Linked DNA regions of Homo sapiens: region 2 is linked to region 1. Evidence: read pairs that join two places in POLR2A ChIA-PET (ENCODE). Cell type or tissue: OCI-LY7. All regions are shown on one strand. Links, peaks and the distances in the headings refer to the core of each region. The heading gives the core; the rest is flanking DNA.

Region 1 (3,589 bases), core at 651-3,150:
CTGTGCCTGGCCTCTTCGATTTAATTAAATTAATTAATTAATTTATTTATTTATTTATTTTGAGACGGAGTCTCGCTCTGTCGCCCAGGCTGGAGTGCAGTGGCGCAATCTCGGCTGACTGCAACCTCCGCCTCCCGGGTTCAAGCAATTCTCCTACCTCAGCCTCCTGAGTAGCTGGGATTACAGGCGCCCACCACCACACCCAGCTAATTTTTGTATTTTTAGTAGAGACGGGGTTTCACCATGTTGGTCAGGCTGGTCTCTAACCCCTGCCCTTGTGATCCAACTGCCTTGGCCTCCCAAAGCGCTGGGATTACAGGCTTGAGCCACCGCGCCCGGCCCAATTTTAAAACTGTATATAACTTTTTAGTTTCTTACACCTGCAGTAACCTAATCAACGAATAGTAACTTGACAGGCATTACAGGATGGCCTAATCCCCATTCCAATTCCCTTTTCCTTTGTCTTCCGTTACCAGAGACTGGAAAGCCAAAACCTACACAATTCTGGCCAGTGAAATGTTAGTGATATTTATTGAGATTTTTTGGAAAATTATGTCTTTCTAGCACAGATCCTGCCCCTCCTTGGCACTCTCTCCTTCCTGCTGGAAGGTATGCTGAGAACAGCCATGTTGAAACCATGAGGTAACTAGCACACACAGAGCATGTCTAACAGGAAAAAGACAATGAGCCTGGGTCCGTGACAGCACTGCCCACTGCCTACTTTGAGACCTTTATTATGTAAGTGAAATTACTATGCTGTAAACCACTGGTTTTCAAGTTTCTGATACTTGCAGCTAAATGCAATTCCTAATTGATACAAGTAAAAATTCTCCAAAGTAAGGAAGAGGACCCACTGCAAATAAGAATTAGCAATGAAGGAAAGAATAAATGCTATCATTCGGCTTTCTATAAAAAATACATCTCTTGGACAGGCTCAGTGGCTCACACCTGTAATCCTAGCACATTGGGAGGTTGAGGCGGATGGATCACCTGAGGTCAGGAGTTTGAGACCAGCCTGGCCAACATGGTGAAACCCTGTCTCCACTAAAAACACAAAAATTAGCCGGGCATGGTGACATATGCCTATATACAGATGTGTGATTTGGGAGGCTAAGGCAGGAGAATCGCTTGATCCCAGGGGACGGAGGTTGCAGTGAGCTGAGATTCCACCACTGCACTCCAGCCTAGGTGACAGAGCCAGACACCATCTCAAAAAAACCAAAAACAATAACAACAACAAAAACAACAAAATCTCCAGGTCCAGCGTGGTGGCTCATGCCTGTAATCCCAGCACTTTGGGAGGCTGAGGCAGGTGGGTCACTTGAGGTCAGGAGTTCGAGACCAGCCTGGCCAACATGGTGAAACCCCATCTCTACTAAAAATACAAAAATTAGCCGGGTGTGGTGGGGCGTGCCTGTAATTCCAGCTACTCAGGAGGCTGAGGCACAAGAATTCCTTGAACCCAGGAGGTGGAGGCTGCGGTGAGCTGAGATCGTGCCACTGCACTCCAGCCTGGGTGATGGAGTGAGACTCTATCAAAAAAAAAAAAAAAAAAAAAAAAAAATTCTCCAATCAGCATTTCCTTCCAAAGTTGAATGATGTCCAATTGCATAAGTTTATTATTAACACACAGATACTTTGATTTTATGTGTTTTCGTTAAGATATTGAAATATTTACTTAATAAAACATTCCTTTTCTCATCTATTGTAGGTAACATTTCCTATCAAAGACTGGGTTTCTTGGGAAGAAATCTCTGAGTCAGAAATTAGCATGGACAATGCTGCTCCTGGGACCAACATGTGAGAAGGAAAGCAGGATTGGTTAAGCAAGATGTTAAGCTTCGATGCAGTCTCAATGAAATCCTCATCTATCTAACCCCCATGGTGAGCTCCGGGACAGCCCTTTGTTCAGTCATGGGATGCTGGCTGGAACTGACAGAAGGTATCATCTCCAGTGAGGTACTTTTCTTCAGTAAGGCGTTCTCTAAAGCCTGACAGCCAAGGGTTTCCTGTAGCACTCTTAGCATTTGGGGAATATCCTTTACTCCTAAACAGAGACCTGGGCGTATGTCACAATGTCACATGTACTATGGCATATCTTGCTTTAAAAAATATAAATGCTTTTATTGCATTGGTCACCTCAGTAACCCTTAACGGTCAATTCTCTAGACTTACTGATAGTGGTGAACACACTGGTGAAGCAGAAATAGTCCACAGCATTGAGAGAAAGAAGGTGGTAAAGAAACTGCTCTCTTTCTTCTTCGCAACGTAGAAAAGCATATCGCTTATAAAGCTTCCTAGGAAAGGGTAAGACAAGCACAAGACAGTAGTATCAAAGAAAAAAAAAAAAAACCAAGACAGTAGTATCATGTACTTTTCATTATGTCTTTTTTTTTTTTTTTTTTTTTTAAACAGAGTTTCTCTCTTGTTGCCCAGGCTGGAGTGCAATGGTGCAATCTCAGCTCACTGCAAACTCTGCCTCCTGGGTTCAAGTGATTCTCCTGCCTCAGCCTCATGAGTAGCTGGGATTACAGGCATGTGCCACCACGCCAGGCTAATTTTTGTATTTTTAGTAGGGATGGGGTTTCACCATGTTGGCCAGGCTGGTCTCCAACTCCTGACCTCAGGTGATCCATCTGCCTCGGCCTCCCAAAGTGCTGGGATTACAGGCATGAGCCACCATGCCCGGCCATTTTTTTTCTTTTGTTTCTTTCCCATTATGTCTTTTTTCCAGGATGGGGTCTCGCTATATTGCCCAGGCTGGTCTTGAACTCTTGGACTCAAGAAATCCTCCTGCCTCAGTCTCCCAAAATGTTGGGATTATAGGCATGAGCCACTGGGGCTGGCCCTCATTAAGCCTTGACTAAAAATAAATAGCTCCTCTTAGACAAACACCTTTAATCTTGAAAAAATAGATTCATTCTATTTCAATTCATAAAAATGGATATATAAACAGTTAATAAAACACTTTTAACCTAATAATTAAGGAAAAAATGCATCTATTTTATCTATCAAACTAATAAAGACTTAAAAGTGATGACCAGTGTTGACAAGGAAGAAATGAATGCCATTCTCACAGTTGGTGAGACTGAAAATTTCAGGAAAGCAATTCAGGTAACAATTACTTTAAACCAATCATACCCCTTGACTCATCAATTTTACTTTTAGGATTCAGTCCTAAAGAAACAGATGAAATGGGGCAAAGATTTCATTAAACACTTACATTTAAGCACTTTCCCAAGTGTTTTATAGGTATTAATACATTTAATTCTCACTCTATGAGGTAAGTCTATTAGTGCCTTTTTATTATTTATTTATTTATTTATTTTTCTTGAGATGAGGTCTCGTTCTATAACCCAGGTTGCTGGAGTGCAGCGATGCAGTAACAGCTCGCTGCAGCCTTGACCTCCTGGGCTTGAGTGTGCCTCCCACCTCAGCCTCCCAAGCTGCTGGGACCACAGGTGCACGCTACCACACTCAACTAATTTTTTATTTTTAGTAGAGATGGGGTCTCACTATATTGCCCAGGCTGGTCTTGAACTCCCAGGCTCAAGCAATCCTCCCACTTTGGCCTCTCAAAGTGCTGGGA
Region 2 (3,589 bases), core at 668-3,167, 210 kb after region 1:
CCAACTTCTGGGAAGGGGAAGGGGCTGAAGGTTAAGTTAATCCTGACGGCCAGTGATTTAATCAATCATGCCTACATAATGAAGCCTCCATAAAAACCCCAAAGGTCTGGCTGGGGGAGCTTCTGGATAGCTGAACACATGGAGGTTCCTGGAGGGTGCCTCTCACCCCACATAGGGCATGGAAGCTCTATGCCCCTTCCCATACCTTGCCCTATGCATCCTTTCAAGTATCCTTTACAATATATATATATTTTTGAGACGGAGTCTTGCTCTATCACCAAGCTGGAGCGCAGTGGCGCGATCTTGGCTCACTGCAACCTCCAGCTCCCTGGTTCAAACGGTTCTCCTGCCTCAGCCTCCTGAGTAACTGGGACTACAGGCACGTGCCACCATGCCCAGCTAATTTTTGTATTTTTTGTAGAGATGGGGTTTCACCATGTTGGCCAGGATGGTCTTGATCTCTTGACCTCATGATCCGCCCACCTTGGCCTCTCAAAGTTCTGGGTTTACAGACGTGAGCCACCGTGCCCAGCCTTTTTACTTTACTTTATTTTATTTTATACAGAGCCTCACTCTGTCATCCAGGCTGGAGTGCAATGGCACAATCTTGGCTCACTGCAACCTCTGCCTCCCTGTTCAAGCGTTTCTCCTGTCTCAGCCTCCTGAGTAACTGGGATCACAGGCACCTGCCAATAATATTCTTTATAATGAACTGATAAATGTAGATATGTATTTCCCTGAGCTCTGTGAGCAGCTCTAGCAAATAAATCCCCCAAGAAGGGGGTCATGGAACCGTGATTTATAGTTGGTAGGTCAGAAGCACAGACAAAACAACCTGGGGCTTGCAATTGCATTGGAAGTGGGACTGAGTCCTCAACCTATGGCATCTGACACTACCCAAGTAGATAGTATGAGAATCGGATTGAATTAGAGGACCTGCCCCCCCCACCCCCTGCTGCCACCACCACCACCCAGCTAGTGTCCATTGCAGAATTTTTCTTAGACAGGGTCTTGCTCTGTCACCCAGGCTGGAGTGCAGTGGCATGATCAAGGCTTACTGCAGCCTATCAACCTCTCAGGCTCAAGAGGTAATCCCACCTCAGCATCCCTAGCTGGGACCATAGGTGCACCCCCTTGCCCTTCCCCCTAATTTTTTTTATTTCTTGCTGGTGGAGAGAAACTCCCACACATTTGGTCACAGAAGTCTTCTGTGAGACTGGTGTGAGAGCAGAGGAAAAACTGTTTTTTCTACTCAATGGGTTATTGATAACTAAATTAGTTAATGTCTGTAAAGTACAGGATAATGCCACCGAGTAACTACTAGGTAAGCATTTATTAAATGAAACACCAATTTCAGGTTAAAAAAGAAACCTGAAATGTTGATTCTGTTGAATAAAAAGTATAGGAGGTTGTTTTTTTGGATTAAGTTTCTGTACTATGCTCCAACAGACAAAACCAAAAATCAAAATGGAGTCACCCATGCTAAAGTTCTGTCACCAAACTTCAATAAGTTGTTATCTGATCTTCAGAGTGAGACCAGTGGGCTGGGGGAAGTTCCCAAACACTGATGAAACCCTGACCCAGGCCAGTGTGCAGGTTCTTGATACCATGATGAGAAGGAATTCAAGGATGAGTCAGAAAATCGTGAAAGTACGGAGATTTATTGCAAAGTAAAAATACACACTCAAGAAAGGGGAGCATGGGCATACTCATGAGAGAGCTGCACAAAGGGGCTTGGGGTTTCTTATATGGGTTTCTTTACCCAAGGGGTGGACTATTCATGAAGATTCCTGGAAAAAGGTGAAGATTTCTCAGAACTGTGATGCTGCCCATTTTAACACCAAATACAGTGTTCTTGTCACAGTGTAGGTGGGTGTGCGATTTGTTTATTAATGGGTGAATAATGAGGTCCTAGGAGAAACCTAGGTCAAATCCTGCTCTCTGTTGGGTCCAGTTGGTTTTAGCCAGCTTGGCCCACATCCTGTTTTTCATGGTCTTATCAGTCCCCAGTTTATGGAGCTATTTCAACAGTTTCATTTTGCTAGGCATGTGAAACTGCTGCCTGGAATTTTCTGTTCTCTTGCAACCACCCTGTATTATTCCTGTCTCAAGAGAAAGCAGGAGAGAGAGATAGCCAAATTCCCAAACAGGTCACTTAATCTTCAAGAGTCACGATAATGAGTTTCCCTCTGCTTTAATCCTTTCACACACAGAAAAAGTAGCCCCAAGAAGCCTGATGTTAACTAATCAGTTATTTTTCTGTTGTTCTATCTCCTTGTCTCATCTTACAAGAAAAGTCACTTTGAAACAATGGACATAATCTTTGCTTCTTCTTTTTTTTTTTTTTTTCCTGAGACAGAGGCTCGCTCTGTCGTCCAGGCAGGAGTACAGTGGTGCCATCTCAGTTCACTGCAACCTCCACCTCATGGGCTGGTCCACCATGATCCTCCCACCTCAGCTTCCCGGGTAGCTGGGATTACAGGCATGGGCCACCACACCCGGCTAATTTTTGTATTTTTTAGTAGAGATGGAGTTTCAGCATGTTGCCCAGGCTGATCTTGAACTCGTGACCTCAAGTGATCCACCCTTCTGGGCCTCCTAAAGTGCTGGGATTACAGGTGTGAGCCACTGCACCCAGCCTGCTTCTTTCTTCATTCCTTCTTGCTCTGTGAAGCCAATGCCTTCTGCTCAGCTCATGATTCTGTTTTGTGGAACAAAGTGTTACCTGTTTCTAGAATTGCAAATAAAGCCAATTGAGATTTTTTTTTTTTTTTTTTTTTTGGCAGAGTCACACTCTGTTGCCCAGGCTATAGTGTAGTGGTGAGATCTCAGCTCACTGCAACCTCCAACTCCTGGGTTCAAGGGATTCTTCCACCTCAGCCTGCCAAGTAGCTAGAACTACAGGTGCACACCACCATGCCCGGCTAATTTTTGTATTTTTAGTAGAGACAGGATTTCACCATGTTGGCCAGGCTGGTATTGAACTCCTAACCTCAAGTGATTTACCCGCCTCAGCCTCCCAAAGTGCTGGGATTACAGGCATGAGCCACCGCACCCAGCCCAACTGAGATATTTAAACTAAACTTGTTGTAACTTTGTCTTTTGACAAGTCTAAGAATATCAGTAATTTTTTTGGCAACCAGTAGATAGCCCCTTCCCTTTTTTTAACTTCCCAAAAGGCAATTGAACCAAATCAAAATAATTTACCAAGATGTAATCTAAACACTTCCCTCATTCAGGTTTTCCCCAGTTATTAACTATGTTAACATAATTAGTGGCTATGCCAACTCATGATATGTTCTTTTTTTAAAAAAACATTTCTGTAGCCAGGCATGGTGGCAGATGCCTGTAATCCCAGCTACTCAGGAGTCTGAGGCAGGAGAATCGCTTGAACCTGGGAGGCGGAGGTTGTAGTGAGCCGAGATCATGCCACTTCACTCCAGCCTGGGCAACAAAGCAAGACTTTGCCTCAAAAAAAAAAAATTGTTTTTGCAATTATTTAATCAGACTTTCTTAAGACTTTGACCTTTATGCACTTTTACCTTCCTTAATAACTCTTCAAAAGAGGCCTTGAAAAAAATGCAATGAC

What was found. Peaks named below come from ENCODE experiments on the same cell type or tissue, not always from the same donor. Only the 100,000 strongest peaks of a DNase experiment are listed, where the experiment ranks them.
Region 2: POLR2A ChIA-PET joins it to region 1 with 5 read pairs; 3 of 35 experiments call an interaction of 5 or more read pairs at or near these places.

Annotation. Positions count from the first base shown.
Region 1 is chr12:31,407,088-31,410,676 of GRCh38, forward strand. DENND5B (DENN domain containing 5B) reads right to left here. Exons shown (of 21, transcript NM_144973.4): 14 at 2,176-2,297. Among named protein-coding and RNA genes, the nearest start is that of LINC02387, 40 kb to the left of the region's middle. In OCI-LY7, for the core only: no CTCF peak of the experiment used is centred there; no DNase peak of the experiment used is centred there; H3K27ac peaks cover 422 bases.
Region 2 is chr12:31,616,860-31,620,448 of GRCh38, forward strand. No RefSeq gene overlaps it. Among named protein-coding and RNA genes, the nearest start is that of DENND5B, 28 kb to the left of the region's middle. In OCI-LY7, for the core only: no CTCF peak of the experiment used is centred there; no DNase peak of the experiment used is centred there.